2 separate regions of the Homo sapiens genome follow, and region 1 is linked to region 2. A link is a loop called in an ENCODE intact Hi-C map of the cell type or tissue named here. Cell type or tissue: HCT116. All regions are shown on one strand. Links, peaks and the distances in the headings refer to the core of each region. The heading gives the core; the rest is flanking DNA. Region 1 overlaps ACTR3C (actin related protein 3C). Region 2 holds the start of LOC105375567 (a long non-coding RNA gene).

What was found. Hi-C counts contacts between places; a loop is a spot of excess contacts. Peaks named below come from ENCODE experiments on the same cell type or tissue, not always from the same donor. Only the 100,000 strongest peaks of a DNase experiment are listed, where the experiment ranks them.
Region 1: it touches region 2 in a loop (15-fold over the local background); 6 of 110 quality-filtered maps call a loop at or near these places.

Annotation. Positions count from the first base shown.
Region 1 is chr7:150,276,750-150,293,072 of GRCh38, forward strand. It overlaps ACTR3C (actin related protein 3C), which reads right to left. Exons shown (of 8, transcript NM_001164458.2): 4 at 12,701-12,844; 5 at 9,618-9,791; 6 at 8,004-8,096. Among named protein-coding and RNA genes, the nearest start is that of LRRC61, 38 kb to the right of the region's middle. RefSeq lists enhancers at 2,911-3,495, 9,751-10,252, 10,253-10,752. In HCT116, for the core only: a CTCF peak has its summit at 9,513; a DNase peak (open chromatin) is centred at 9,559.
Region 2 is chr7:150,870,321-150,886,643 of GRCh38, forward strand. It overlaps LOC105375567 (a long non-coding RNA gene), which reads right to left and starts at 6,810. Exons shown (of 5, transcript XR_928171.3): 1 at 6,689-6,810. In HCT116, for the core only: CTCF peaks have their summits at 5,607, 6,965 (motif pointing left) and 7,166; DNase peaks (open chromatin) are centred at 5,641 and 6,951.

The DNA.
Region 1 (16,323 bases), core at 4,944-12,943, 590 kb before region 2:
TCACCCCTGTGTGGTGAACCCAAGGGCTACCTCTTGACCCTCATCCTGTGTGACCTCTCAGTGCCACTTAACAGGGCCCCCTGGCTTCTAGAGTTTTCTTTCTCTTCTCAGGCGACTCCTTCTTGACTTCCGTGACAGTTAATTTTGTGTGTCAACTTGGCCAGGGCACAGCACCCAGTGATTTAACCAGACACTAACCGAGGTGTTGCTGTCAGGGTGTTTTGTGGATGTGGTCAACATTAAGGAAAGATGACCCTCTATAATGTGGTTGGGCCTCATCCAGTCAGCTGAAGATCTCAAGAACAAAAACTGAGATTTCCTCGAGAAGGAATTCATTTCCCCGAGAAGGAATTCTGCCTGAGTTTCCAGCCTGCCAGCCTTCCTACAAATTTTGGACTTGCCAGCCTGAAAGCAAGCCAATTCCTTACATTTTATAGATAATGTAGAGATAGAAATAGTGGCCAGGTGTGGTGGCTCACATCTGTAATTCCAGCACTTTGGGAGGCTCGAGCCCAGGAGTTCGAGACCAGCTTGGTCAACACAGCAAGACCCCATCTCTTAAAAGAAAAAGAGATCGTGAGATACCCGCTATTGGTTCTGTTTCTAAAGAGCCCTGACTAACAATCTCTCTGCCCTTCTTTCTCTGCTCATCCTTAAAAGCCTGACCTTTCTGCTGGTTCAGGCTAAGGCCGTCTTGTCCTCACCTGTTACTCTCCCTTGGTGACATCCATTTGCAGACCTTTCATTTCTGTGAGCACACCTTTGGTCCTCAAATCTCTATGTCTGGCCCAGACCTGCAAAGCCTCCAACCTACAAATGCAACTCAACATCTCCACCAAACTAGATCTAGTCTTCCGCTGCCTCAGAAGGGTGCCCCGCTCCTGTATCTCCTGTCAGTAAATGACCCCCCACCCTCCTAGATAAGCAGCAAGAACCCTGAACCTTTTCCTCCCACTTGTCAAGCTCTCACCTATGCTCTGGAGCCTCTCTCCTCTCCCGGCTTCCTCCATGAGCCACCTACAGCCACTTCCCAATACAGGCACTGTCCTGCCTCTGCGTGGTTCTACAGTGGCCTTCCTAAATCCAGTCTCCATCTCCAATCCACATCCCCTGGTGCAGCCCAAGCACTTTTCTAGAACTTAAGTTGGGTCACATTACACTCCTGCAGAAAATTGTCAACGCCCTCAGGATAAAATCTAACTCCATGCGAGGCCCCTCCAGGTGGATATGCCTGTCTTTCCTCGGAGCCCCAGTTGGCAATGTTGGCCCCTGTGCCTTCCCCATAAGCCCTGTGTAATCTGGCCCCAAGCACATCCCAGGCTTCACACTCCCCATTCCCACATTCAAACATGAGGTCCAGGGAGGCTAAATTCCCTCCAGACCCACAGGATCGCGCTACTCTCCTTCACCCTAGTGCTGCAACACAGATCCTGCTGCTGGAAAACCCTTCCCCTCCCATGCTGCATTCCCTGAACTGACCAGGTCACACCAGCCTTCACTCCGACCTGAGTTGATCTGAGTCGTCCTGTAGGATGGCCGTCAGCCACATATGGCAATTTTAACTCACAAAAGTTAAAGTTTAAAAGGCTGTTCCTCAGCTGCACCAGTCACATTTCAGGGGCTCAGTGGCCACCCTGGGCAGCACAGAGACAGACACTGCCATCACCACTGAGCACCATTGGAGAGCACGGACTCGGATTCTCATACTCCTGTCCACACGGAGGCCCACCCTGGGCTCTTGCGGCTCTCCCAGCACAGCCCTGACATGCCCTGGCTGCTCAGCACCCGCGGTGGGACCTGGCGCTCTGCAGGTGCTCACTGACATTACTCGATGTTGCCACAGTGGCAGAGCTCCGCCATCCACATCTCCACCGGCCTCCCACGGCAACAGGTGTCTTAATGTTCTTGTGAGCTGGGCAAGTCAATGTCCAATTTCCAGTTGTTAACATCAGCCTTCCCTTCCCACTAAGACAAAATCATGCCATTTGGGGATTTATCAACAGGAAGCATCAAATAGAAGTTATGAGGGATATTAGTGTGGAACTGGGGCTAAAAGAGCAGAGCTCTGGAACCTTCTCTGCCCACTAGCCTGACCAAACCAGAGCAGCTACCTTTTTATCTGTTCACATATTATACTTCAACCAGGACTTCATCTGAATAAAATACCTATTTGAAAAGACAAAAAAACCAATGATATGTATTTTTTTCTGATTTTCTCTCTTCAAATACTAAAGGTATTTAAACATACTCTTAAACATTAAAAATTAAAAATAGAGCCGGCGCAGTGGTTCACGCCTATAATCCCAGTGCTTTGGGGCTGAGGCAGGATGATCACTTGAGGCCAGGCGTTTAAGACCAGCCTGGGCAAGAGAGCAAGACCTCAACTCTACAAAAAAAAATTTTTAATTAGCTGCAAGTGGTCGCCCACACCTGTAGTTCCAGCTACTTGAGGGGCTGAGGTGGGAGGACTGCTTGAGCCCAGGAGGTCGAGGCTGCAGTGAGCTGTGATCACACCACTGCACTTCAGCGTGGGCAACAGAGCAAGGCTCTGTCTCTAAATAGTAAGTATTTATTTATTTTATATCTATAACCCATTTACCCTGCAACATGCTTCTCTAGTTTAAAATGCATTCACATAATTATATATATTCAATTCAAGCAATTTGTTACAGAAAAATCAATCCCTTTGCTATAGCAGGATGTATTTACATCTGCTTCACAAACTTCATGAAGAGTTTTTAACAACTCCCAACCCACTGCTGGATCCAGACTGCTGGAGCAGGCTAAAGATATTTTATTGCTGGTCCCACCCTCCCTCCTAGGTTTGTTTCCCACTACCTTCCCCACCACCGTAGGCTCTGGCCAAAACAGGCACCGCAGGCATCTGCCCACTCTCCTTCTATCTGCGCTCATTATCTTCCCTCCACCTGGCCTGTCCACCCACCCCCAGCTCTGCAGGCCAAGCTCTCAGACTCAGCTCAGATGGCAGCTTCTCAAAGCCTTTCTTGATCCCCTCTAATTAAATGCAATCTGCCCCTTCTCTCAATTACCATAATTTGCATGATTCACTTTAATGACATTTAGCTTGTAGTGGTTCCCATTAGAGTTATTTCCGTATTTTTAGCTTTTTTATAAGCTCTTGAAGACAAGAACCGAATCATCTCGTACATACTTAAATCCCCTAATTTAACAACAGTGTCTTGTACCTAGTAGGTACTCAAGTACCTCCTGAATAGAACTGAGAAGTAGAAAGACATCCATTACATTACAAAGCAATTCAAATTGGCTTCCCCCTCAAGTAAAGCGTGCAAGTTACTAAACACTGGCTGATCCAAGAGTGGGCTGGCGCTGATGGCGGTTCTCAGGTTAGAAGCACATTAGAGTCACCTGGGAAGCTTTTACCATCCAGGTGTCCAGGCTCCACCCAGCCCAAGCCCAATTACATCAGAATCTCCCAGGGTGGGACCCAGACTCCGGTCCATTTTACAGCTCCTGGATGAAGCCCACGGTGGGCCCAGGCTGATTTTCACCTGCTCTCACACGGAGGCTTCCCCGCAGGCCCCACCCCTGTCATTCCTGGAGGCGGAACACATAAAGCAGATGTGTAAATACCCTTCTCATCTACACATCAGACGGAAATAAAAATCGGACAGATGATGGCTACTTTCATCTAAAAAAACTGTTTTGCTTGTTTAAAGATTCTGAATTTTTAGTCAAACTCACAGAAGCAGAGAGTGGAATGGCAGTTACCAGGTGCTGCGGAGTGGGGAGATGTTAGTCAAAGGGAACAAACTTGCAGTCAGAAGATGGGCAAGCTCTGAAGGCCTAATTCCAGCATGGTGAGTACAGTTAGGAAGAGGGTACGGTGTAGTGGAAATCTGCTGAGAGAGGAATCTTACATATTCTCACTGCACACATTGAAAAAGGTAGCTGTGTGAGGTGATGGATGTCTTCATTAGCTTGATTGTGGTAAGCATTCCACGATGTACATACCTGTATCAAATCATCACACTGTGCACCTTAAATATGCACAATTTTCCTGCTCTTGATGTGTGTGTGTGTGTGTGTGTATATATATATACACACACACACAATTTTTACTTGTCAATATACCTCAAAAATATACCTATTAAGTACTCATAAAAATTAAAAATTATATTTCAATAAAGCTAGGAGAAAAAAGCCCCACTGGCCCAGACGAGCGCCTCAAGGCGCAGGTGTGGCAGAGGGAGAGAGACGACCTCTTCTGAAGCCAAAAGCACATCTTCAGGGCACCCACTCTGTTGGTCTATGTGGCTAGCACAGCTGACCAAATGAGGCTGTGGAACCAGTGAAAGCACACAGGTAGCCGAGGTCAGGAATCGGCACCATCACTCCTGGAGAGAGGGCGTCTTACCCGGCAAGAGTGACCCAGCAGGTTGGAAGCACTGCATAGTGAACCAAGAGGAAAGGCACACCCCTAAGACACAGGAATGCGCGGCCGTCCAGAGAAAGGTGACTGCGTGCTCTGCAGAAGTATTTGCAGCATGTCTTCTAACCAGAACAGTGTTTTAGAATTATTTTTAAAAACCCACAGACCTACTGATCTGTGCACTTGCTAACACAGACGATTCGGGGCATGCTCTCCACCGCACTAAGGAGCAGGAGTTACAGAAGGGAGCGTAGCAGGGAGTGCACCGAGCAGGAGCGAACCTCGTCAGTGCAGCTTCACTGCTCAGACACTGCTTCTGGAGGGACCCTACTCCATCCCACACAGCGAGAGTCCGTCTGGGAGGGCTGACGGCTTCCAGAAACCAAGTCAGCAGGAGCCCTAGAGTAGTGTGTGACTCTACCCTGGGCTGTGAGCAGAGCTCGGCAGTGACTCTTCCACAGTCTTTCCTAAAGGCAGCACTGACTTGCTGAGGAACTAGCAAAGGCCACGCCTCAACATGCCCCGCCTGAGGAGGGTCCGCAGATAATTATCACAGGCCAACCCGGACAGTATTAGAATGAGGCTTCCATAAGTAACTCCTCACATGTCTACAACAGGCTCTCTCCTGCTTTTGTAAATAAAACTTTATAGGAACCCAGCCACTCCTAGTCGTTCAACACGGTCTTCGGCTGCTCTGGCAGAACTGAATAAATGCAGCACAGACCATACGGCCTGCAGAGCCAAAATGATTCACCATCTGGCCCTTTACAGAAAAAGTTGGCCAACTCCCGGTCTCATATCACCATGGGGAAAAAAAACACTACAGCAGCTGTTACCTGGCAGGCTAACGCACAGAAACGGGCATTCTTAGGCCTCAATATTAAACTTCAACTTAGTCATCAAGACCCATACTTTGGAAAGAAGTCCCTTTCTTCGTGGCTACATGAGAGGCAGTGGTGCCCACCAAACATTCTATCACCCTCCCGCTTCCAGTGCCCGGTGGAGGCTGGCCCACGTGACGGCCCGGGGAGGAGGGGTGGAATGGCGCACCAGCTGTCTCCTCCCCGGCAGCGGGGACCTGAGGCGATGTGTTCCAGAAGGGCAGCCACAACACGGTGGTGGAGCCTACTGCCGACCACACCAGACGTGAACCACGTGCAAAGAAATAAACCTTTGCTGCTAAACACTGAGATTTTGGATTAATTTTTATCGTAACATATTCTGGTCTACTCTAACTTAGGTGGCAAAGGAGGTGACCTCCTTTGTGTCTCTCCTTTCCCACAACGGGGTATAGAGTTCAGCTATGTGACAAACGAGAAAGCATGGCCAGCCCCAGGACATTCAATCCTTCCACCTCTCAATCCTACATGAATTCTCTATCACTTGCAAGGCACTCATAACACTGGAGAGGTCCTGTTCAAAAAAACCAAGACGGCTGAGGGAAGACAGGATTTATTCTGCACAAACTTGACAGCCAGGGCCAAGCTACACCCTTCTGAAAGCCACAGAGAAGAAATGATTATCCTAGTGACAAAGTGGTCAGGGACAGGGTTTCCCTCTTTGAAGAATAATCTTGCCGGCTATGGTGGCATGTTCCTGTAGCTACTTGGGAGACTGAAGCAGGAGGATCGCTTGAGCCCGAGAGGTCGAGGCTGCAGTGAGCTGTGATCACGCCACTGCACTCCAGCACGGGCAACAAAAAGAAGAATCCTCTTCCCTCCGCATTTTACATAATTTTCAGTGTGATGCGGTGGGAAAAGCATGAGTTTTCAAAGATGCGGGAAACGGGCTTAAAAGCCAACCGTGCCACTTGGCAGCCACATGATCTCACCTAGCACATAACCCAGGCGCCTTTCGCCACCTTTTCCCAACTCTGGGGCTCAGTGTCATTATCTACTAAATAAGGGGCTCCATCTACATGGTCTCCAAGACCATCTCTGCTCCAAAACTTCTATAAAGTCCAGGGAGCTAAACTGTCAAACAAGAAAATTCCCACCCCGTGAGGAGCAATCTGTAACTGCTGGCAGTTTCCTCTGCTTTATGATGGGATTAAGATTGAACAGTGTTCCCTGCTGCTGCTTTCACTGATGAGGAGACACAGCTAATGTCAGGCGGGATTGAAGTGGGAAGGACATGACCCGCTAGCTTTCTTCATTTGCATACTCCAGTCTCTTTCTAGTTCCCCTTTCTTTGTATTTTGTATTAGACAAGTGTTTAAGAATATGCAGCAAAAACTGAACTGTAATTTGTTTACACCCTCAAAAGTTATCTAAACAGAAAAAAATTTTAATTATAAAAAAATCTTAACAGTAAAATTTCAAACAACTTTAAAACACAAAATGGAGAAAGTAAAAGTTATCCATCATTCCACCCCAAAGATATTTTATTTACTTTAAGAGTTTAGCATACATAATTCAAAAAATACGCAAACTATATATTTTATATAAAATGAAATATATGTAAATTTTACAAGTTCCTTTTTCACTTCATATATACTATAGCTATCTTTTCATCTGAATTTATATTGATTTACCTCATTCTTTTTAAAAGCTACATAGTATTCCACGGCACAGGTGACACAATGCTGAGTGCTGTCAGTTGAGCCTGATTCTCTTCTCTGTACAATTCAGCGACCTGAGTCTGAGTAAGGCGAGTGAGTCATGCCACTGAGCTGACGGCGCGACTCACTCAAGCAAAGACTGATTAAAGGTGCAGGAAGGCTAATTGCCCATCACCTCCTGCTCACCATCTCAGGCTGTCAGTAGGATTTCTTTTTACTCAATAATCATATAGACTAGATTTTCCTCATTCCAGGTTTCAAAATTCCCTGAAATCTAAGAATTTTGAAAAAAATCATAATAATACATGAGCATATTCTATCTGACTGTCCCATTTTGGGCTCTAACCTCTATGTGATGACACCACATTGGCACCAAACCCAAATATGCATGAAACGAAACCAATGGAATTCACGGAAAGCATGGAGGAGGGCATCACTCTTACTTTCCATCGATATTTGTGGCTAAAACTGTCCACCTTAAAATATATCTTGTCAGATAAAAATAAAATATATTTACAATACTGAAATACTTCCAGTTGGCCGGGCATGGTGGCTCATGTCTGTAATCCCAGCACTTTGGGAGGCCAAGGCGGGTGGATTGCCTGAGCTCAGGAGTTCGAGACCAGCCTGGGCAACATGGTGAAACACCATCTCTACTGAAACACACACAAAAAAATTCGCTGGGCGTGGCGGCGTGCACCTGTAGTCCCAGCTACTCAGGAGGCTGAGGCAGGAGAATTGCTTGAACCCAGGAGGCGGAGGTTATAGTGAGCTGAGATCGCACCACTGCACTCCAGCCCGGGTGACAGAGCAAGACTCCGTCTCCAAAATAAAATAAAATAAAATAAAAATTCTAGTTAACTGAGTCATATTTCCATTTTCTCTTACAATTATATTGTCTTTAACAAATCCTATGAAACAGAAGGTGAAACAGGGATATTTACTAGTAATAGACAGTAATACCGTCTTCTAAGAATTATGGGCCTTTAATTGTGGAATGAAATCAAAGTACCTTACCCATGCAGCTCATACCTTATACAGCGGACGCCGCACATCGATGGGGCAGTTCTGTATTACTTCATCAACAACATCTGAGATGGACTCCATAGAGTCTGGGTTGGCAAACTGAATTGTATATCAATATAAAAGAAACATTACACATTTCTCTCAAATAGAACAACATGAACACTCCTTTAAAGTAACTTTAACAAATATACAATTTATTATAACTTAAAAGAATTCACATTGGAATGAAGGATATGTCAAATGAATCCCATGTGACTACGTGTGCGTGGGGTGGTGATGACACATTTCTCCTCATGAGGTAAAATGTATGGATTTAGTGAAGAAAAAATACCAACAACATCACAGACAGACCACCCCCACCCCATGAATACACAGTGATTCAGTCTACTAAGAGCAGTGGAGAGTATGTGCACGATCTACGTGACACGCAGTGAGAAACATGACTTTGACATATCATTTGACAATATTCGTATTATGAGAAAATTAGGATATAAGGAAAAAGAAACAGGTTCAATGAAAGATTAATTAAACCTGGTCTAGAAGATGCAGGGAAGTGTTTTGTTTAATGAGAAGGGTTTGTTTAACATGAAACAATCCACATGATAATCATGTTATTGAATAAACAGCCATAGATTCAATTCCATAAGTTAAATAAGCTAAAGTATAACGAATTCAACTCAATTACATTTCATTTGAAATATTTTAAAAATCAAAGTAAGCTTGAATGTGCACTCTCAGAGGAAGGAGGAGGATATTCAGTTGCTCACCAGCTGTTCACTGGACATTTGACTGTTCTATGTCCATTTCAAATCAATACTATTAAAAGTGAGCATTCACTAGATTATCATTGTTATTATTTTATTCTTCAGATTACTAGCGAGGAACACATTCTATGCTATTTCTCTGTACAAAATAGTCATATACACATCTAAAAACAAACAGCAGTTTGTAACCCACCTACTGAATATAAACTGAATTAGCCAGGAATATATACCAAAATATAAATAAAATGCATTATATGTAAATCTTAAAATGTGCCTCCTAATTACTGCTTTCTGCAAAAGTACTAATAATTCCTTATGACTACTAGTTAAAATGATGACATTTCTAATTCTTAAGATTATCTAAATAATAGAAATGCTGGCCTTAGACAGAAGCTTTACCTAACTTGCAGCAGGGAACAGAGCAGGACCAACTGTCCAGGGTTAAAATTAGAAGTTAGGAAGGGCAATCACCAAAGATAGAAAGGTTACATATTATCCCACTCTTATGCACAGGCAACCTCCATACAGGCCTTGAGAGTAGCTACTTGTAATGCTAGCATGTGACCACCCACAACCCTTGGAGATTACTTTTAATTCTATTATCATCTATCGCTCCTAAAAGTCTTCCTAACTATTTGTGGTATAACCCATCCTTAACTATTAAAACAGATAACCAGCTCTACGGAGAGGCAAACTGAACAATCTGTCAAGCAGACAAACTGCATGGGGGATGCAGAGAGACCGAATGACGGCCACCCTGCTCACAGGCCCTTCGCTGGGAACTGCTCTTTCTACACTCTGGGTGGCAGTATCGCTCCATCCCACACTTGAGCACACAAAAAAAGAAACACCTTACCTCCGGGTGAAAGAATATTTCAGGTCCCAGGAATCTTTCGTAACCAACGTCTATAACAAACTTCTTCTGGTTGATCGCATTGATACCCGTGTACTGTTTGATCCACTTCTGGGGATCCACATCATACTTGGCAAATTCCTTGACTATATCGGGGCAAATGTAACAGTATTTCTCCTGCATACACACACAAAGATGTTGCCAGGCATTAACAACTGCCCAGTGTCTCTGCCCTCAGACAAATAACCAGGAAGCCCATGCAGTAAACACACCCTGGGATCAGAACCGCCCCCACCGTTACTCTAGTGTGGATATGCATCAAGCCTCACATTCCATCGTCTTTCATGTTAGACATGGTTACACTTGGACTTCGGACAGGTAAGTCTGCTTTCTCTGCAACTCAGCTATTAATCTCAGCCTTGGTCTATCCAATTCTATCGCTATCATATCTGAAATGATGTCTACAGGTGTCTAGAAAGCACCTCGTCTTGCCTTGTTCCTCTCAGATGCCTCCTATGGCCTGCTCTGGCACCTCACTGTGGTCCACACTGGACCAGTGGACCCGTGCTGCGAGCTCAACTACCGAGTGCGGCACTGTCTACACCCTAAACCTGACTGTAGAGGCTTCTTTGGGTCCCATTTGGGTCCCAGCATGCCACAAGCCGGGTGGCCACTGTCAACCTGCTGGTTGTTAATCTGGTGTGGAGCTGGCCACAGCACTGTCATCAGCTCCACTGACACCATCTCTTTGCCTAGAGACAGTGTACCTTGTTGACTGGGTATTCTAAGTCCCTCAATCAACATAGATTTATTGTCTAGGCACTTGGGATACACAAGGTAGCGAAACACACAGATCCCTGCCAAGATTACACTCTAGCTGGGAGTCAGAAAACAATAAGCAACCATAATAAGTAAATGACATGGTAGGTTATAAAGTGATAGGTCCCGGGGAAGAAAGGAAAAGCAGAGTCAGGTGGGAGGACTGAAGCCGCCAGGATGCTGCTGCTGCTGCTGCTGCGAGAGAAGTCGCTAACGATTCCCACCCTGCACCGACAGGCAGCCTGAGGGATGCGAAGTGTTTCATGGGTATCTGGTAAGATGAATGTTCTTGGACACCTTTGTGTTGATATGTGTCCTTAGAGCTGGCCTCAGCATAGCAGCAGGTGACCCCCAGATACTTGCTGCCTACAGGAAGCACGAGGTGGGCCGCCCAGCTGGCGCTGAGCACACTGTGGAAGGAATGGCTCTCTCAAGGACCTCCAAAGACGCTCTCGTGGTATTAAGTTTAAAGTTTCTTAGCATCCCTGAAACATATTCTAATGCCATCTTCTGGGTATCTTGGATATACTCTAGCGGAATTTTAAGAAGACTGACAGGCAAGAAGTGCTACACAACCCTGTGTTCTTTGATGACACAGAGCAACAGGGTCAGCTGATTACAACCTCAAATCTACCAAGACTGGAGACAAAGGCATTCAGTTCTCCTCACAGGCCTGGTCAACATCCTACAGCATCTCAGCTTACTTAACTCAAATGCTTCCTAGGAAATGTTTCCATTGAGTTGGGTGCAGAGTAACAGGCTTAACCTTAAGGTTCAGGATTCATGCTGCAAGGTTGGTGTGCTCACGTTACACACTCCCTCAGGCCTGTTCGCGACCACAGAAGGCCATGGCAGTAAGGGGAAGCGGGGGGAGCTCTAAACCACGCCTTTCAGGATCTGTTCCTTCAAAGAGAGAAGTCAGGTGAGAACTAACAGGGCTACCCCACAGAGCAGGGCCAGGGCAGCTGATTCGGAGGCTACGAACAGTCTCTTTTACTCCCAGCCTTCACTGGGGGGAGACACATAGTCACATCGAGCACATCAGCCCAGATTTCAGGGTCCAAATTGGAACCCCAACAGCCCGTGAGGAGAGTTGAAGGCCCAGCATGAGGGTCAGGAAAGCCCCTCCTTGGCAGTGTTGCTCAGCAATCCTGGCGGAAATAGGGAGGACTCAGACTCACTGGAGTGGACCCTGGGCGTCAATAACAAAAGGCTCAATTCTTTTTTTTTTTTTTCTTCTTTTTTGAAATAGAGACGAGATCTCGCTATATCACCTGGGCTAGTTTCGAACCCTGGCTCAAGCAATGCTCCAGCCTCAGCCTCCCAAAGCCCTAGGATTATAGATGTGAGCCACTATGAAGGGGCTCAATTCTGACTTACATTTCTAACAGATTTGGAGTGGCAAGGGAGCTTGGATCAAATAGTCAAATATTCTTCCATGGAGGAAAGGCAAAGAAAGGAGAAGGTAACCCCTTAGGAAATATTTTAGTCTAAAAAAGAATATCTAATGATACCTCAGGAAACCTTCCCCTGAGATGGAAGGGACCACGTCTTCCCCACATCACCATTTCAGCACTGAGAGCCCCCTTCCCAGGAATCTCTGGTCCCAGGTAAAGCAGGGCAGGTCATACCCAACTGCAGAGCCTGCCTCATGCCAGTGCCTCCTGACCTAAAAACACCTCGGGAATCATCTCTGGTGCTTCCTTTCCTTCAGCCAGCCTCAGTTACGAGGTGCTGAGAAGGGAGGAAGGCAGTGAGGAGAAGTGTGGGTGTCAGGCTCACCCCCATCAAGCTCTGCTACACTCAGTAACTGTGCCATAAAGGAAGAAGATGCTTATGGCCACATGTCACAGCCACACCTGTGTGTGAATTTTGTGCAATAGCTCTGGATCCTAGGTTGGCAGTGTTCTGCTGCTGTGGTCGCCTCCTGATTCTACAGCGAAGCATGGAGGCAGTATGGAAGGAGCGCTCTGGTAGATGAGGCTCCAGCAGTGAGGCTCCAGCTGAACAATGCTGCCTCTGCACGCTGGTACGCTGTACCAGCTACCAAGCTGTTCTCAGTGACAGCTGGAACCTCAGAGCATCTAGTTTGGAAGAGGTTAAGCTTTACATCTTCAGCCCACTTAAGGGGTAAAACAAATCAAGCCCCACACTCATGGGAAGGGGAGAGGATGGAAAGGAGGGGCAGGGATGATGGCACCAAGGGGAAGTGTCCAGAACACCATCTCTCTCACCCCCAAACCAGCCGGTTTCCCATCTGTTTTTACCTTAATGGCTTTTGCGGTCTCCAGTGACTGCTCAGGAGGGATTCCCACCTCCCTCTCCCTTAGCAGCTGTTGAATGAAATACGTAATATCTCTACCTGCAATCGGGATGTGTTTGATGCAGCTTCCAATTACATAACCTTCTGCCTAGGGAAGAAGAGGAGGCAGAACAGCTGTGTTAGTGATTTCGTGGTGGAGAGCAGCCTGGACTCACGAGGTTTCCTGCCTCAGCCTCCCTGTCTGCCCCTCACGGCACTGACAAGCATTGACAGAATCCCCACCCTCTGCAAGCTCAGTACAGAAGGTCTTTCAAAAGGACTGCATATGCAATTCCATTAATATTCAAAATTCCAGATTATTCCAATAACCTGACACTCTCCAAAAGCAACCAAAATGATTTCATTAGGAATATGAAAAGAAAAACCACATAAGATAGTTCATTTCCAAAAAGAAATGCTGTCTGTAAGAACACTAAACCCAATAGGTTCTTTCCCTAACAAAAAGGAAAAAGTTTTATTTATAAATTGTTAAGCCAACTATAAATCTACTTACGTTTAAAAGTCAGCAATTTGGTTAATACACAGGGCTTAGATTCTAACAACCTGGACTCAAATCCCAGCTCCACATTTGCAAGTTTCACATGCTTCAGCCTCAGCGCGTTTGTCCATCGTATGAGGCAAACAATACCCTGCTGGGGCCAATGATACAGTTCAGATGAAACTGCGTGTGTCGAGCACACAGCACTGGTTTTGGGGGCTGGGAGCCTCTCATTCCACTGCCTCCCTAAGCCAGTGAAGGCATGTCTGTGAGGGGCCAGGAAAGGAGGGTGACCACGACCTGGGCCGATCAATGGCAGGGCCAGTGTCAAGTGTCCACATGCCCACAGCAATGATGGGCCCAAAGCTCCCTCATCAGCCTTCCTGTGGGCACAGACCTGCCACAGGAGCCACAGGCTTGGACACACATCCAGCTTGTTCTACAGGGGATGAGCAGGATGCTGACCGTCAGAGTGGACAACGCCCACCGCTGGATCATCCGGTAAAGACACTCAGGTTTCACGTTACAGCACATCACAGCTTCTGTGCCACAGTCCCCAAATGAGACAGAAGGGAACAGAAGTGAAACGCTGACTTCATTTTACAGATGTATTCATTCTAATAGCTGCATCTAGTCACCAGTAAAGTTGCAAGAACAACTTACTGAATTCCTCCTATGGTTTCTTTCTGATATACCTAACTTCCAGAAGCAAAAAAAGATTTAGCCTTTCTGCAGAGTCCAAGTATTTGTAAAGTATTTTAAGATGGAGATAAAAGTATAAATTACTAAAACTCAACTTAAACCCATAAAAATAATATTAGCTTTCTAACACATAAACTATTCACAATTACTATATTCTATGCATTACACATAATATTTTCTAAAATACTGTTAAATAAATATCAGCTCATGACAGTGGTAAAAATATTAAAACAAGATACATGTCCAACAACAGAAAAATAAATTATGTACTTCTTAAATGTATTTTCACAGAATATTTAACCACAAGAGAAAAAAACTAGGGTTAAATTAATACGCAAAATATAACCTTAGGATTGTATTATATGTACAATCCCAAACCAGACATGAGACATTCCAATTGTGTTTAAAGTGTGTGTGTGTGTGCATGCATGCGTGCACACACGTGTCTTAGAAAAAGAGCTTAGGCCGGGCATAGTGGCTCACGCCTGTAATCCCAGCACCTTGGGAGGCCAAGACAGGCGGATCACCTGAAGTCGGCAGTTCGAGACCAGCCTGACCAATATGGAGAAACCCCATCTCTACTAAAAATACAAATTAGTCAGGCATGGTGGCGCATGCCTGTAATCCCAGCTACTCAGGAGGCTGAGGCAGGAGAATCGCTTGAACCTGGGAGGCAGAGGTTGCAGTGTGCCGAGATCGTGCCATTGCACTCCAGCCTGGACAACAAGAGTGAAACTCCATCTCCAAAAAAAAAGAAAAAGAGCTTAAAGACTATACGGCTAAAAGTATAATACAGGTCTTTGGGCGGCTTTAAAGGTAATTTTATTTCTTCAAATTTGTCTATTTTATCCAAATTTTCAATGACTAATGTAATTTTTATAGCTGGAGGAAAAACTGAACTAAGATACGATTAAAAATCTTTTCAAACAACTTTCTTAGTGGGCCTGGACACACTGTGAAATGTATTTTCTTTCCTTTTCCTAAATCAGACATAAGAAATAGGCAAAGAACCAAAGGGGGTGCAGGCCAGGGGCCTACGGGGGCCTCATCTTGGATCTCAGCAGCGCAGTTCTCTGAGGAAATGGCAGCCTGAGTTCTCGGTGAGTGCTCTGCACCCAGGGCACTAACTCTTCTCAAGATCCACCGAAAGGAGTGCTGAGACTGGCTTGAAGGGGGCTCAAGTCTAGAGCACACTTCACAGGGCAGGGCAGCCACCTCTCCTCCCCACAGGAAGGACACATAGCCAGGAGTACAAGGTATGGGGGCGGGAGGCTGGCTTTTTTCTCCCTGACTGTAGGCCCATCGACCATTAAGCCTTTCCTCTGCAGTGATACCTAACCTTCAAGGAATTAAAGGCATTGGTATTAGTACATCACCCCATCACCTTCTCAAAATGAAATGGTGACCATTTTTTCAATTAAATTAAATGATTTTTGAAAATCCTAATTTGCATTTTAAAAGAGCTGTGTGTATGTAAATATATACACAAACACACCCCCCCATATACATATGCAGAAACATTATCTGTAACATAACAGAAGTAACTAGCAATGGTGGTTCCTGAGGAGGAGACCTCAAAGGAGAAAGACCAGGATGAGTCTGACTTCCCTCTGAATACCCTCTTCAGACACTTCTGATACATTTTCCAAAAAAAATGAATTTAAGATAATTCCTTTAAATAGTCCATTGGACCAAAAGAAAAATTCAGAGATCTCTTGAAACCCAAATTAGGAATCACTTCTCTGAAACCAAAAAGTGGTATTGCAGAGCCTTCTGCAAGCCAAAATGTACAATCTCCCCTTCTTGGCTTTTAAATTTTTTTTTTTTTTTTTTGAGACGGAGTTTCGCTCTTGTTGCCCAGCTGGGGTGCAATGGCGCGATCTCGGCTCACTGCAACCTCCATCTCCCGGGTTCAAGCGATTCTCCTGCCTCAGCCTCCCAGGTAGCTGGGACAGGCATGCGCCACCACACCTGGCTAATTTTGTATTTTTAGTAGAGACAGGGTTTCTCCATGTTGGTCAGGCAGGTCTCGAATTCCCGACCTCAGGTGATCCGCCCGCCTTGGCCTCCCAAAGTGCTGGGATTACAGGCGTGAGCCACCGCGCCCAGCCCTTAAATAAATTTTTAAAACAAAAAGCAATTTTTCCAAGCTTGAGCTGGTTGCCATTCACATCTTTTCAGAGAACACAGATGTGCTCCTTCAAATGGCCACGCACTGCACCTACAAATTCAACATCCAAAACGGTGTCTATCTCCCAACATGTCGGAATAACCCCGGAAAATGTTCTTGTTGATGTTACACCCACGGGGATCAAGCAGAGGCTCTGAAGATCCAGAGACATCCTGGACATTCTCTGACATTCTGACTGTAAAAATATGCCACCATG
Region 2 (16,323 bases), core at 3,690-11,689:
ACACTAGTCATTGGGTTTAGGGCCCACCCTACTCCAGTAGGACCTCATTTTAACTCAATTACATCTGCAAGACTCTAATTCCAAATAAGGTTACGTTCATGGGAACTGGGGATTAGGACTCAAATATATCTTTTGAGGGGGTCACAATTTAGCTCACAATACAAATCTTTTCTATATCTCTACATTTCAGGGAAAGAAATGGACACAGAATTCTAGACAGTCTCACCAGGACTGAGAACAGCCATTTCCCAAGTCACTGGACTCATGGGAAATATGATGGACACTTCCTTAACCTCTATTATATTTCCCTCCTAATGTATCTTCCTGTTCTGCAGCAACTAGAAAGTTAAACTCTCCATTTCCCAGATTGTTTTATATCTAAAGCTCTGTATAGAATTAGTTTCTACCAATCAGGAGCATTTGAGCAAGATCTGGAAGATGAAAGGGATACTGAAACTGCCTTTCTGCCCTTGATGCTGCTGTGTTTGCAGGCGAGGTCAAGGAGTGGCAACAGCATTCCAGTCCCCAGCTTCCCAGGCCTAGAAAGGCAGGGACTGGCAGAATGATCATGCACTTGTGTGTGCTGCAGGGCCCATTCTCCTAGGAACCTGGCCTCCCAACTTGGCCTCCCAACACTTTAGGAAGCTGAAGCAGGAAGATCGCTTAGCCCAGGAGTTTGAGATCAACCTGATCAAAATAAAGAGAACTTGTCGCTTCAAAAAAAAAAATAAAAAGGTTTTTTTTAATTAGCCAGGCATGGTTGTGCACACCTATAGTCTCAACTGCTTGGGAGGCTGAGGCAGAGAATGGCTTGAGCCCAGAAGTTCAAGGCTGCAGTGGAGCCATGATCACACCACTGCACTGCAGCCTGGGTGACAGAGTGAGACCCTGTCTCAGAATAAATACATTAATTAAATAAAACCTCACATATAGAGTTGACTTTTGATGAGATTACCAAAACAATTCAATAGCAAAATAGACTTTCAACAAACAGTGCTGGGACAACTGGATATACACATGTAAAAGAATGAAACCGGAACCCTAGTATTTATCATATATAAAAATTATCTCAAAATGAATCAAAGACCTAAATGTAACAGCTAAAACTCTTAGAATAAAATGTAAGCATAAATCTTCACGACCTTGCCAATTTTAGGCAATGATTTCTGAGATATAACATCAAATGCCCAAGCAACAAAAGAAAAAAATGATAAAATAAACTTCATCAAAATGTAGAAACCTTTGTGCTTCAAAGGATATCATTAAGAAAATGAAAAGACAACCCACAGAATGGGAGAAAATACTTGCAAATCATATATCTGATATGGGTAACCCAATTTAAAAATGGGCAAAGGATCTGAACAGACATTTCTCCAAGGAAGATACATAGTAACCAATATCACATGAAAAGTTGCTCAACATCATTAGTCATAAGGGAAATGCAAATCAAAACCACAATGGGATACCACTTCATCCCCACCAGGATGGCTGTAATCAGAAAGACAGATAACAACAAGTGTTGGTGAGGATGTGGTGAAATTATAAACTTCATACATTGCTGGTGGGAATATAAAATAGTGCAGCTACTTTGGAAAACAGTCTGGCAGTTCTTCAAAAGGTTAGACAGACTACTATAGAATACAGAAATTTCACCCCAGGTATGTGTCCAAGAAATATGAAAATGTGTCCATACAAAAAGTTGTACATGAATGTTTATAGCAGCATTATTTATAATAGTCAAAAAGTTGAAACAAAACAAATATCCAATAACTGATGATTAAATAAACAAAATGTCATATATCCATACAATGGAATATCATTCTGCAATAAGGAAAAATGAAATATTGATACATGCTACAACATGGATGTACCTTGAAAACATTAGCTAAATGAAAGAAGACAAATGCAAAAGACCATGTAGTATATGATTCTACTTATTTGAAGTGTTCATAATATACAAATCCATAGAGGCAGAAAGTAGATTAGTGGTTGCCATGGTCTGGGAGGATTGGGGAGAATTGGATATAGAGTTTCTTTTAGAGGTAATGAAAACATTCTAAAATTGGTTGTGACAATAGATTTAATAAATCTATAAATTGTATAGTATGTGAATTGTATATCAATAAAGCTGTGATATTTTAAAAAGGATATGTTTCAGTATTTGCTGTTAAGTGATAAAGGCAAGTCACAGAATAATAAACATTGTAGAATTCTATTTATATAAACAAAAAACACACTTCCATATGTGTTTTAATGTTTTATGAACATTTACTCATATATTGTTTTTGTAATCTTTAAAAAATTTAATTACAAAAATGTAGCCATCCTAATATATAACAAAATAGAATTCATAGCCAGGAAATATCAAAAGAGATAGAGATATGTTATATCTATAGATGAAAAGAAACTCAAGAAGCATATCAGCTAATTCTAAGGTATGAATCTCATTAGGATCCTAATTTAAGTAAAGAGAATAGAAATATTTATAAGACAATTGGAAAATTAGAACACTGGATATTTGATGGTATTAAGAAATTATTGTTAATTCTTTAGGTTTGATAGGGTATTATGATTATGCTTAAAAAGAATTCCTTATCTTTTATAGATAGATGCTAGTGTATTTACTTTTTAAATGATATTATGTTTGCCATTACCTCAAAATAATCCAGTAGAAGGGGTGTGGAAGAGTTTGTGTAGTATGGATAAAATAAGAGTAGCCATGAGTAGTTGAAGCTGGATGATGGATTTGAGAGGGTTCATTATATCCTTCTCTCTACTTCTGTATCAGCTTGAAAGAGGTATAGTATATCTTGATGAAAGAAACAATAGACAAAGAAGATACAACATGCATAACATATATGCATCTAACAACATAATCTCAAGCAAGAAGAAGAAAACCAACAACATTGCTGATTTTAGTACATAAATCTCAGAACTGATAGATCAAGTAGACAAAAAAAGCAAAGACATAGATTATCTAAATAAGACATTTAATAAACTCATATTTGTATATAACCCTCCACAAACCAAAGAATGCATGTGTATATTGTGTACATATAACATTCACATAAACTGACCAAATAATGATTTTAAAAGAAGTCTCAAATTCTAAAGAATTGAAAGCATACAGACCATGTTCTGAGACCATAATGTAATGAAATATATGAATAAATAAATAAAAAAACCGTGCTCTTTGATAGTATGGCTTAACATTGTAAAGATATCCATCCTCCTCAAATGTTTTTTATAATTCCAATCCCAATCAAAATCCCAACCAGAATTTTTTAGGGGTTAATGAATTTATTCTAAAACATATGAAAAATGGGTTCACAAATGGTGAAATCATTTTTCAGAAAGAAGGACAAAGAAGTGAGACTGGTCCCATCAAATATTAAGTTACACTATAAAGCCATGGAAATTTTTTTAATCATGGTATTGGCTCAAGAGTAGACCAACAGACCAACAGAACCAAAAAGAGCTCAGAGACTCATGAATATAAGGGAATTACGAAGAAACAGGAAAAAACTGACTGTTTAGTAGGTTATAGTGGGGAAAAGCTCCCATAATATGGAGAAAAATAAAACTGCATCCTTACCTGATATAATATACAATGAACTTCAGCAAGAGTAAGAATCTATACATAAACAGTGAAACTAAAAATGTAGGAAAATATTTGTGACCTAAAGGTGGAAATTTTCTTAAACAAGACCTAAAAATCATAAACCACAAGGTAAAAAAATATGTAGATTTGATTTCATTAATATTACAGGTTTCTATTCAACAAAGGAATCCATAGTCAAAGTTGAGAGGGAGAAGATACTTTCAACATCTCAAACTGACAAAGAATTCATAATTAGAATATATAGGAAACTTCTGCAAATCTGTAAGTAAAAGTCAGAAACCCATTCTATAAATGGCAAAGTATAGAAGCAAGTAATTCATAGAAAAAACAAATTAATAACAAATATATCAAGAGATTATCAAAATTAGAAAATTATCTAGTGCCAAATATAAGCAGGGCTTTCAGAAACACAAACATGGGTCTAAGGTGGGTTTTGTGCCTTTGGAAATGTGGACTGATGAAGCCTCTCTGTAACATAGCCTGCATGTACTTGGTGAAATTGAACATACATACATCCTATGACTCAGAAAGCCCACTACAAATTATACCTAATTGAAAGAAATTCTCCCCCAGGACTATGAAGGGATGAGAACAAGGATGTTCGTCATAGCATTTGTCATGGCAGTGGGAGTTGGAGGCAAATTCAGTATCCATCCTTGGAGGAATGGATGAGTCAAATGGACTGAATGTACACCATGAAGTACCAAGAAACATGCTGTACTTGTTGGGTTCTCAAGGAAGCAGACACTGAGATGCTGAAATGGAGTTAGATTTATTGTGGAGCTAACACCTGGGAAAGAAAAGGAAAAGAGGCCAGAACTAAGATGGCCTGAGGAAGGAATCCTGTAGGGGGTAGAGATGGTCCAGACTTTGAACTGCCACTCGGCTCAGTCATTGACTGGGGACCACCCAGAGAAGAGCAGAGCCTCACTCAAAAGCTAAGATAGACCCTGAAGAATCTAACAGCTTGAGCCATCAGCTGACCCCACACACACATGCACACACACAAGCACGCACGCACACACGTGCACACACACACACGCACACACACACATGCACACACACTCTCACACACACACGCACACGCACACACACACAAACAGCCATTGGGGAAATCCAAATTAAAGCCACATTGAGATGTCTCTACACACAAATTAGGAAAGTTAAATTTAAAAATGGTGATAATACCAAATGCTGGAGAGGTTGCAGAGAAACTGAATCTCTTACACATTGCTGATGTAAATGAAAACATACTTTGTTAGCTTATAAAACTAAACACTCACTTACCGTATTACCCTGCAATGACATTTCTGGGCACTTATCCCAGAGGGATGAAAACTTACATTCAAACAAAAGCCTGTACGCTAATGTTCATAGTAGCTTTACTTATAACAGCATAGGAAACAGCCCAGATGTCTCTCAGTGGATAAATGGTTTAACGAACTCTGTCACAATAAAATACTATTCAGTCATGAAAAGGAATGAACGATTGATATATGCAACAACCAGCACAGACATCGCTAAGCATATGCTTAGTGGCGGAGAAAGCCAAACTCCAAATGTCACATGCAGTATGATTTCACTCGGATAGCATTCCCAAAATAAGAAAACAACAGAGATGGAGAAAAGGTTAGGGATTTCCAGGGGATGGGGATGGATTGGGGTGGTGGCATGGATGTTAATAAAAAGAGGTAGCAAGAGGGAGTTCTTTTGTGGTGTTGGAGCAGTTCTGCATCTTGACTGAGGCGCTGCTTACACAAATCCACACCTGACAAAAACACCTGACATAAACTTGCATAGAACTGTATGCACACACAAAACCACACACACAGAGAGAGACAGAGAGAGAGACAGAGAGAGAGAGAGATGAATGCAGGTTTAAAAGCAGTGAACACCGAATAACTTCTGTAGCCTAGTTAATAGTAGTGTGTACCTATGTGGATTTTCTGGTTTTGACATTGTACTCCAGTTATCTGTGTCTTAGTCCATTGAGGGTGTTATAACCAAACACGTAGCTAGGTGGCCTATAAACAACATAAGTTAATTTCTCACAGTTCTGGAGGCTGGAAGTCCAAGATCAAGGCCCTGGCAGCTTCAGTGTCTGGGGAGGGCCTGCTTCCTGGTGCATGGACTGGCCATCTTCCCACTGCGTCCTCACATGGTGGAAGGGACAAGAGAGTTTTCTGCGGTCTTTTTTTTTTTTTATAAGGGCATTAATCTCATTTGTGAGGGCACTGCCCTTGTGACCTAATCACCTTCCAAAGGCCCCATCTCCTAATGCTACCACTATGGAGATTAAGATTTCAACACATGAATTTGAGGGAGACATACTCAGTCCATTGCAAGATGTCACCATTAGAGAAATCCAGTTGAAGGTTCACAGAACTCCGTACTCTTTTTGCTACCTCTTGTGAGTTTATAATTACGCCAAAACTAAAAAGCTTTCTTAAAAATATATATACAAATTCTCAAGTAAAATATAGTAAACTTGTTACTTTTTCAGGTATTTGATGCCTTTATCTGTAAATTCTTTCAAAGGAAATATGGCATGAACAAATATTGAGACAGGGATGTTTCACCAACTCTCAACTCCCCTTATTCAAGGGTTGGATCATAATAACTACATCTAAGTAATCCAGAAATTATCATTTTACTGAAAACCACGAAGACTATGTAGATGGAGAGAGATGAAAGAAGTACTATTTTTAAATCTGCAGCTTTATATCAATATACATAAATACATACCAGATAACCATATTTTATAAGAATACATATATATTCAAGGGTATATGTCAAATTTTAAAAAGAAAGGGGATTTGGCGTGGTCCTATCATTATGAAAGGGGATTCGGCGTGTTCCTGTCCTTATTTTACTCATCATGTCATCCCCTATCGTCTACCAGGCGTCCAGGCGCTGAGGACCAACCTTCTCTTCCTCCTCTGGCTAAGAAAACAATCAGCTTTCCCAGAGCCACCGCTGTCTGGACGCTAGATGGCGCCGCTGAGCTCCCCCCACCCCCCGCCTTTCCCCCACCCCCCCGCCTCCTCCCCACCACCCCGCCCACACCTGCGGTTCCTGCAGAGGGGTTGCTCAGGTGACCGGGCCGTTTGGACCACTTGGTTCAAATTCAGGATCCAGGTAGATGCAGCTGGGGAAAGCAGGGAGGAATGGGAGGCTACAGACAGAATGACCACATGCGTGCCTTCCTGCAGGGCTTGTCTTCTCCAAAGCCCCTGGTCAGTCACATGTTTTACTTGGCTCCCTTCCTTCTTCCTCGCCTTCTCCAGACCCTCTAAGCATGTGCCTTTGTCTCTTCCCAAACCTCCTGAGTCGCCTGAGGCCCTCTGGTGGTTCAATTCTTTATTGGAAGAACAAGCAACATGTTTACCCCAAGGGTTTCCACGGAGAAATACAAACACGTCTATTATTGGCAAGAAAAGCAGCACTGATTTGTTGAAGAACTAGGGAATTGTTCTAATTCTGCAGATTAGTCTCTTCTTGTCTTTGGTTGAAGTAACACAACCATCTCCATAGAGGTTCCTAAGCATAGAGGAAGATTGTATTGTAACAATACAAGGCTGCCGTAACTATGTAATTGGCCATAATTGAAGACAAGAATGGTGGGAAGTATGGGTTTGCAATTACCTAATATTCCTGTCCTAACCCATTTCAGGAGATCTTGCTGCGAGGTGCATGTTACCCATATAACAGACCCTGGGAGTATACCCAGGAGCAGTGGTGCGGATCACAGAAGGGGCTTTAAGACGCCCCTGGTGTTCTATGGCCATTAGCTACCAGTAGGAGCAGCTGCACCCCTGGCTGACCACAGATGTGGCTGTCAAACACAGTGAGTTAACAAAGGACAGTGAAACAGGGGGACGTGCAAGTCAGAGGAGATGCCTGCTTCCTCCTAGATCCCCACCATTTTCCTGGCTTTCTACTCTATTCCCAAAAAGAAGACACACTGGGGTAGAGGGCTGAGGGGAATAATTCAGTCCACAGATGCAGTTTTCTCTCTTTTTGCTACCATGGTTCTGAATGAAGAGCTAATATTATACTATTCCCACCTGTGATGAGCCCCAGTCCTTTTGATTCTTTTTCTTCTTCATCATCCATCCAAACGTCCCCAAGTGGTAAACAGGCCAGCAAACCTGTTATCCTCTCTTCTGTCCCTTCCACACATGTTTTAGCTTTAGTGGAAGCTCACAGAATAACCCTCAATTATCTGTTGTGGTCTGTGGCATTACCTTCTTAAAGGAAAGCTGATGGGTTCTTTCAACAGGTTTGGGGTCCACTCCCAGCTAACAATTAGTGTGACCTTAGCCGAGCACAGTGTCTCACGCCTGTTATCCCAGCACTTTGGGAGGCCGAGGCGGGTGGATCACGAGGTCGGAGATCAAGACCATCCTGGCTAACATGGTGAAACCCCATCTCCACGAAAAATAGAAAAGAAAATTAGCTGGGCGTGGTGGCGGGCGCCTGTAGTCCCAGCAACTCATGAGGCTGAGGCAGGAGAATGGTGTGAATCAGGGAGGCTGAGCTTGCAGTGAGCCGACATCGCGCCACTGCAGTCCAGCCTGGGTGACAGAGCAAGACTCCATCTCAAAAAAAATTGTGTGACCTTGTTTTCCTTTACCATTGTTTCTAGTTGCCCAGGAATCTAGTGGGAAGATGTGGCTATGGTCTGGGGCAGGATATTTTGGGAAGCCTGGTGTCCAGGGATATTAGGCAAACAAACTTTTGCATTGCACTTAATATTTCAGAAACCCAGCTGAATAGCTCTTATTTTTATGGCACTAAGAAAGTAAATCTTAAATCTTTGCTCTTAACACCATTAAGACAAAATTATTATGAAAATTGGACAAAGTGCCTTATAGCAGCTGATATATTTAAAACATCAATGATTGTACCCTTAGCATTGTTTTATTTTTATTTTTTAAAATTATCTAAACATTGTTTCAAAGCTTGTGAAACTACTAAAAGACAAAGGATTGTAAATGTCAATGAAAGGAAAAGTAAAACAGCAAGTATTTTAGCATACGGGGGCAATCAAGTCATAAAGAAAAAGGGTTAGTAGCTCACTAGACAATAAATTATTATAAAGAAGAGCCAAGAAAAGTATTGCTTTGAAACTTTTTACTTTTAACCTTCAGCCTTACTGAAGAATTTGTTCACTATACTTTAAAAATTTATTATTCTGATCATATTTTCCTTGATTTAAGAGTAGTGTCTTCAACATTAGCTGATATACCTACTAATAGCATCCCACGTCCTACCATCATTTCTTACATCTGACATCTTCTGCTGTTGATCCATAGGTTAACAAAACAAAACAGAAACTACACACAGAAAGAAAAAGAAAGGGAAGAAAGAAAAAAGAAGGAAGAGAAAAAAGCAGAGACCACTTCCAGAATGATTGTATGAGGAGCTCTGCAGACCTGCTCCCCAGCAAAACACTTATATCTAGTTAAATGATTTTTAAGCATTTAAAGTCTCTGGAAATTGTTCCCAATAAGAACAATGAGAATCTATGACACTTGAGCCATGACTCACTTCCTCTCTCCTCCATCCCCCCAACTCACTTAACAGAAGCTCCACTCTTCATGGACTTAGCCAGGAAAACACAGCTCCCTCTCCATCCAGCTCCCAGTCAAGCAATACAATGGCTCCCCAGAAGAGGCAGGCCACCAGAATTCCTCAGCCCCCATTTTGCACAGGCTAAATTGTAGATGAGTGCAGCTGAGAGAATGGAAGCTTCTCTCCTCCACCCAGTCCCCACTCATAGGTGGAGACTACCCCAGGTGATGCAGGCTGAAATTACTGAAGCCCCAATTGCGTTTGGATCAGAGGTTCCATGCTACAACAGCAACCTGAGAAGACAAGAGGCTACTGCCACCACGCAGAGCCCTGCTCTGTAAAGCAGGAGGGCTCTGAGAGAAGCCAGCCACAGCCCCTACCCCCAGGTCTTGAGCAGTGACTCAAAGATTTTGCCCAAAGGAAGAGGTAGATCATAAGAACAGAGAGCACTGAAGCTCTCCCCCGACCCCCCAAGAAACTAACTTGATTTAAAACAGGATGTAGAGAAGTTCAAGCATAAGGGAACTCGCAAAAACAATGGAGATTTTGGTGGTAAACAATAAAGATAATGGGATAAACTATATGCCAGCCAGTTTACCAGAGAAAACAAAACAAATAGCTAAGAAGAGTCCTTCCACTGTCTGAACAAACCCCAAAGACTGGACTCAAAACAATCCTACAAAGGGACCCAAATTTATCTGGATCATACTGTGAAGCATTGCATACTCCAGGCATTGTAGAAAAACAATAGAAAATCAGCCAGTAATTAGTGTACCCTGACAGCTGGGTGTGATGCCAACAGAGACTGATGGCTTAGCAAAGAGATCAGGAAATGAGAAAATTAAAGAGAGGCCGGTTAAAACTTCTGTCACCCCAGATGACTGACTGTACATGTACCTAAGGCTGTGCCCTCTGAGGAGTGAAATCAGAGGCTTCACATTATGGGGAAATACACTTCACAAAATAGTCAAGCAAAGTCACTAAACAAATAAGCCAAAAACAACAAGAAGCCTTGGCCAGGAGTAAGGAGTACGTGGAGGGGAGGGCAGCATCAGTATCCAGAGTTGCTCCAATATATTATCTAAAATATGTTATCTAAAATGATCAGCTTTTAACAACAAAGCATTATGAGACATGCAAAGAAACAGAAAAGTATAACCCACAGAATAAAAAAACCCGGCAACAAAAACTCTGTGAGAGGGCCCAGATGGGGGAATTAACAGAGACATCAAAGCAGCTGTTATAAATATGGTCAAAGTACTAAAGGAAACTATGCTTAAAGAAGTGAATAAGGTTATGACAATGTCCACTCAAATAGAGAATATTAATATAAAAACAGAAAGTATTTTTTAAAAGAACCAAATGGAAATTCTGGAGTTGAGAAATATAATAACTAAAATGAAGAATTTGCTAGAGGAGCTGAGTAGTGGATTTGAACTGGAAGAAGAAAAAATCAGCAAACTTGAATACAGATCAATAAAGATTATGCAATTTGAAAAGCAGAGAGAAAAAAAGCAGAAAGAAAAATGAACAGAGCCTCAGAGAAATGTGTGACATTATTAAGTGTACCAAATATGCAAAATGGGAGTAACTGAAGGAGGAAGAGAGAGAAGAAAACAGAAAAAAAAATCTAAGAAATAATGCCTGAAAACTTCCCAAATATGATGGAAAACATTAATCCACATGTTCAAGAAGCTCAACAAGCTTCAATTAGGAGAAACAAAAACAGATTTAACCCAGACACATCATCTTAAAAATGTTGAAAGCCAAAGACATAAAGAAAATATTGAAATCACCGAGAGAAAAATACTAGTCACATACAAGGGAACCCCAATGAGATTAACAATTGACTTTTCATCAGAAATAATGGAGGCCAGAGGCACTGAGATAACATATTTAAAGTGCTGAAAGAAAAAAAACTGTCAAGCAAGAATCTTATATCCAGCAATATTGTTTTTTTAAAAATGAAAGTAAAATAAAACCATTCTTAGATAAACAAAAACTAAGAGAATTCCTTGCTGGCATGCCACCTCACAAAAAATAGCAAAATAAATTCTTTAGGCTGAAAGCAAATGGCCTAGACAGTAACTTAAACCCACAAACAAAATTTAAAGAGCACCAATGTAGATAATTTTGTAATTATAAAAACAATAGTGTAAATGCATATTTCTTCTTCTTTCTTTACTTAACTAATTTTAAAAGCAATTGTGGGCTCTGTGTGTGTGTGTGTGTGTGTGTGTGTGTGTATGTGTTTAAAATTGTATTGTTGGGTCTACACATATAGAAATGTATTTATTTTACAATAATAGCACAAAACCAGTAGGTGGGAGCAAAGCTGCACTGGAATAAGGAAATATCAGCTGATGGTAACTTGAATCCACAGGTACAATAAAAAGAGCCAAAAATGATAAATAAGAAGGTTAATATAACAAAATCTATAAATACATACTTGCTTTCCTTTCTTCTCTCAGCTTCTTTAAAAGGTACAGAATTCCATAAAGTAATAGTTATAACTATGTTATTTTGGGTTTGCAACATATATAGATATAATATGTATAACAATAATGACACAAAAGGAGAACAGAATATAGAGCTATACAAAAGCAGCATTTCTATAACTCGTTGGAATTAAGTTAGTATAATCTGAAGCAGATTCTGATAAGTTAAAATGTGTATGGTAAGGCCTAGAGCAACCACTAAGAAAATAACTAAAAAAAAAAATACAGATAAATGAGATTAACCAAGAAAAGAAGAGAGACTATCCAAATAAGCTCAATTAGAAATGAAACTGGAGATATTACAACCAATACCACAGAAATACAAAAATCATTCAAGGCTACTATGAATAGCTTTACACACACAAACTAGAGAATCTAGAGGAAATAGATAAATTCCTGGGAACATACAACTCTCCTAGAATAAATCAGGAAGAAATATAAACCCTGATCGGACCAATAACAAGTAGTGAGATTTCAACAGTAATAAAAAAAATTTCCAACAACAACAAAAGTTCAGGACTAGATGGATTCACAGCTGAATTCTATCAGACATTCAAAGAAGAATCAGTACCAATCCTACAGAAACTTTTCAAAAGATACAGAAAGAGGGAATCCTCCCTAAATCATTCTATGAAGCCAGTATCACCCGAATACCAAAACCAGGAAAGGACATAACAAAAAAAGAAAACTACAGACCAATATCCCTGATGAACATAGAGGCAAAAATCCTCAACAAAAATACTAGCTAACCAAATCCAACAGCATATCAAAAAGATAATCCACCATGATCAAATGGGTTTCATCCCAAGGATGCAGGGAATGTTTAGCATACTCAAGTCAATAAATGTGATCTCTCACATAAACAGAATTAAAAACAAAAATCATCTGATCATCTCAATAGATGCAGAAAATAATTTTATAAAATCCGGCATTGCTTTATGATAAAAACCATTAACAAAATAGGCATAAAAGGGACTTACCTCAAAGTAATAAAAGCCGTATATGACAAACCCACAGTCAACACCATACTGAATGGGGAAAAGTTGAAAGCATTCCCCCGATAAATGGAATAAGACAAGTATGCCCACTTTCACCACTTCTATTTAACATAGTACTAAAAGTCCTCGCCAGAGCAATCAGACAAGAGAAAAAATAAAGGGGATCCAAATTGGAAAATAGGAAGTCAAATTGTCGCTGTTCACCAATGATATGATCATGTACCTAGAAAACCCTAAAGACTCATCCAAAAACCTCCTAGATCTGATAAACAAATTCAGTGAAGTCTCAAATTACAAAATCAATGTACACAAATCAGTAGCACTGCTATACAGCAGCAACAACCAAGCTGAAAATCAAATCAAGAACTCAATCCCTTTTATAACAGCTGTAAAAATAAAATACTTAGGAATGTACTTACCCAAGAAAGTGAAAGATTTCTACAAAGAAAACTACAAAACACTGCTTAAAGAAATCATAGATGACACAAAAAAATGGAAACACATCCCACACTCATGGATGGAAAGAATCAATATTGTGAAAATGACCGTATTGCCCAAAGCAATCTACAGGTTCAGTGCAATTCCTATCAAAATTCCATCATCATTCTTCATGGAACTAGAAAAAACAAATCTAAAATTTATATGGAACCAAAAAAGAGCCCACATTGCCAAAGCAATACTAAGCAACAACAACAACAAAAAATCAGGAGGCATTACATTACCCAACATCAAATTATCCTGCAAGGCTATAGTTACCAAAATAGCATGATACTGGTATAAAAATAGGCAGGTATACCCACGTATACCAATGGAGCAGAATAGAGAACCCAGAAATAAAGCCAAATACTTATAGCCAACTGATCTTTGGCAAAGCATACAAAAACATAAACTGGGAAAAAAGAAACACCCTATTCAATAAATGGTGCTAGGAAAACTGGCAAGCTACATGTAGAAGAATAAAACTGGATCCCCATCTCTCACCTTATTCAAAAATCAACTCAAGATGGATCGAAGACTTAAATCTAAGACCTGAAACAATAAAAATTCTAGAAGATAGCATTGGGAAAACTCTTCTAGACATTGGCTTAAGCAAAGAATTCATGACTAAGACCCCAAAAGCAAATGCAACAAAAACAAAAATAAATAAATGGGACTTAATTAAACTAAAAAGCTTCTGTACAGCAAAAAATAATAATAATAATAGTCAGCAGCAGAGTAAACAGACAACCCAGAGAGTGGGAGAAAATATTTGCAAACGGTGCATCTGACAAAGGACTACTATTCAGAATCTACGAGAACTCAAACAAATCAGTAAGAAAAATTAAATAATCCCATCAAAAAGTGGGCAAAGGACATGAATAGACATGTCTCAAAATAAGATATACAAACAGCCAACAATCATGAAAATATGCTCAATGTCACTAATCATCAGGGAAATGCAAATTAAAGCCACAGTGAGGTACCACCTTACTCCTACAAGAATGGCCATAATTAAAAAGTCAAAACACAATAGATGTTCACATGGATGTGGTGATAAAGGAACACTTTTACACTGCTGGTGAGAATATAAATTAGTACAATCACTATGGAAAACAGTAAGAAGATTCCTTAAAGAACTAAAAGTAGAACTGCCATTTGATTCAGCAATCCCACTACTGGGTATCTACCCAAAGGAAACAAAAAAGTCACTATATGAAAAAAACATATGCACATGCATGATTATAGCAACACAACTTGCAATTGCAGAGAAATGGAACCATCCTAAGTGCGCATCGACCAACAAGTGGATAAAGAAAATGTGGTATATCTACACCAAGGAACACTACTCAGCCATAAAAATGAATGAAATAATGTCTTTTGCAGCAACCTGGAAGGAGCTGGAGGCCATTACTCTAAGTGAAATAACTCAGGAATGGAAAACCAAATGCCATTTGTTCTCACTTATAAGTGGTAGCTAAGCTATGAGGATTCAAAGGAATAAGAATGATATGATGGACTTTGGGGACTTGGGAGAGAAGGTTGAGAGGAGGATGAGGGATAAAAGACTACCTGTTGGGTAGTGTACACTGCTCGGGTGATGGGTGTGCTAAAATCTCAGAAATCACTGCTAAACGTATTCATGTAACCAAAAACCACCTGTACCCCCAAAAACTATTGAAATTAAAAAATAAGAAAAAGAAAAATATACAGACAAAAAAATTAATGGAATTAAAGTGTTACATTAGAAAATATTCACTTAATCCAAAAGAAAGCAATAAAGGAGGAATACAGGAAACAAAAGACATACAGAAAACAAATAGCAAAATGGCAGATATAAATCCAACTATATCAATAACAATGTTCAATGTTAAGGCATTAAACAATTTAATCAAAAGGCAGAGATTATCAAACTGGACACAAAAGCAAGATCTAACTATATTTTGTCTATATGAGATGAATCTTAGATTCAAAATTATAAATAGGCCAAAAGGCAAAGGATGGGAAAAGATATATCATACAAAAGTTACCATAAGAAAGCTGGAGTAGCTATACTAGTATTAGACAAAATAGACATTAAAACAAAAATGTTACTCAAGATAAAGAACATTTTACAATAACAAAAGGAGTTAATCCATCAGGGAAATATAATAATCATAAACATAAATGCACCTAATAACAGAGCTCTAAAATACATAAAACTAAACTAAAATAATTGAAAAGAGAAATAGACAATGTAAAAATAATAGTTAGGGACTTCAATTCCCTATTTTCAGTAAAGAACAGAACAACTAGGAAGGAGATCAACAAGACTACAGAAGACTGTTTATAAGCTAACTAGACCTAACAAATGTCCACAGAATACCCCACCCAATGAAAGCAAATTTTTCTCAAGTGCACATGGAACATTCTCTGGATAAACCATTTTCGGTTTTGTTGGTTTTTGTTGGTTGGTTTTTTTGAGATGGAGTCTCACTCTGTCGCCAGGCTGGAGTGCAGTAGTGTGATCTTGGCTCACTGCAATCTCTGCTTCCTGAGTTCAAGTGATTCCCCTGCCTCAGCCTCCCAAGTAGCTGGGACTACAGGCACGCACCACCACACCCAGCTAATTTTTTGTATTTTAATAGAGACAGGGTTTTACCATGTTGGCCAGGATGGTCTCAATCTCCTGACCTCATGATCCGCCCACCTTGGCCTCCTAAAGTGCCAGGATTACAGGTATGAGCCACCGCACCTGGTTGGATCAACCATTTTCTAGGCCACAAAAGAAGCCTCAATAAATTTCTGAGGGTTAAAATCATATAACATATGTTTTCTGACCACATGAAATAAAAGAAATCAATACAAAAAGAAATTTGAGAAATTCACAATAAGTTGAAATTAAACAACATATTCCCTAAATAACAATGGGTCAAAGAAGAAATCCCAAGAGAAATTAGAAAATCTTTGACATGAATGAAAATGAAGACACAATATATAAGACACAGTATAGGATGCAACTAAAGCAGTGCTTAGAAGAAAATTTATATCTATAAATAACTATGTTAAAAAAGAAGAAATTTTCTATCACTAAACTAACCTTCCACCTTAAAACACTAGAAGAGCAAACTCAGCGTAAAGCAAGCAGAAGAAAAGAAATAATAAAGATTAA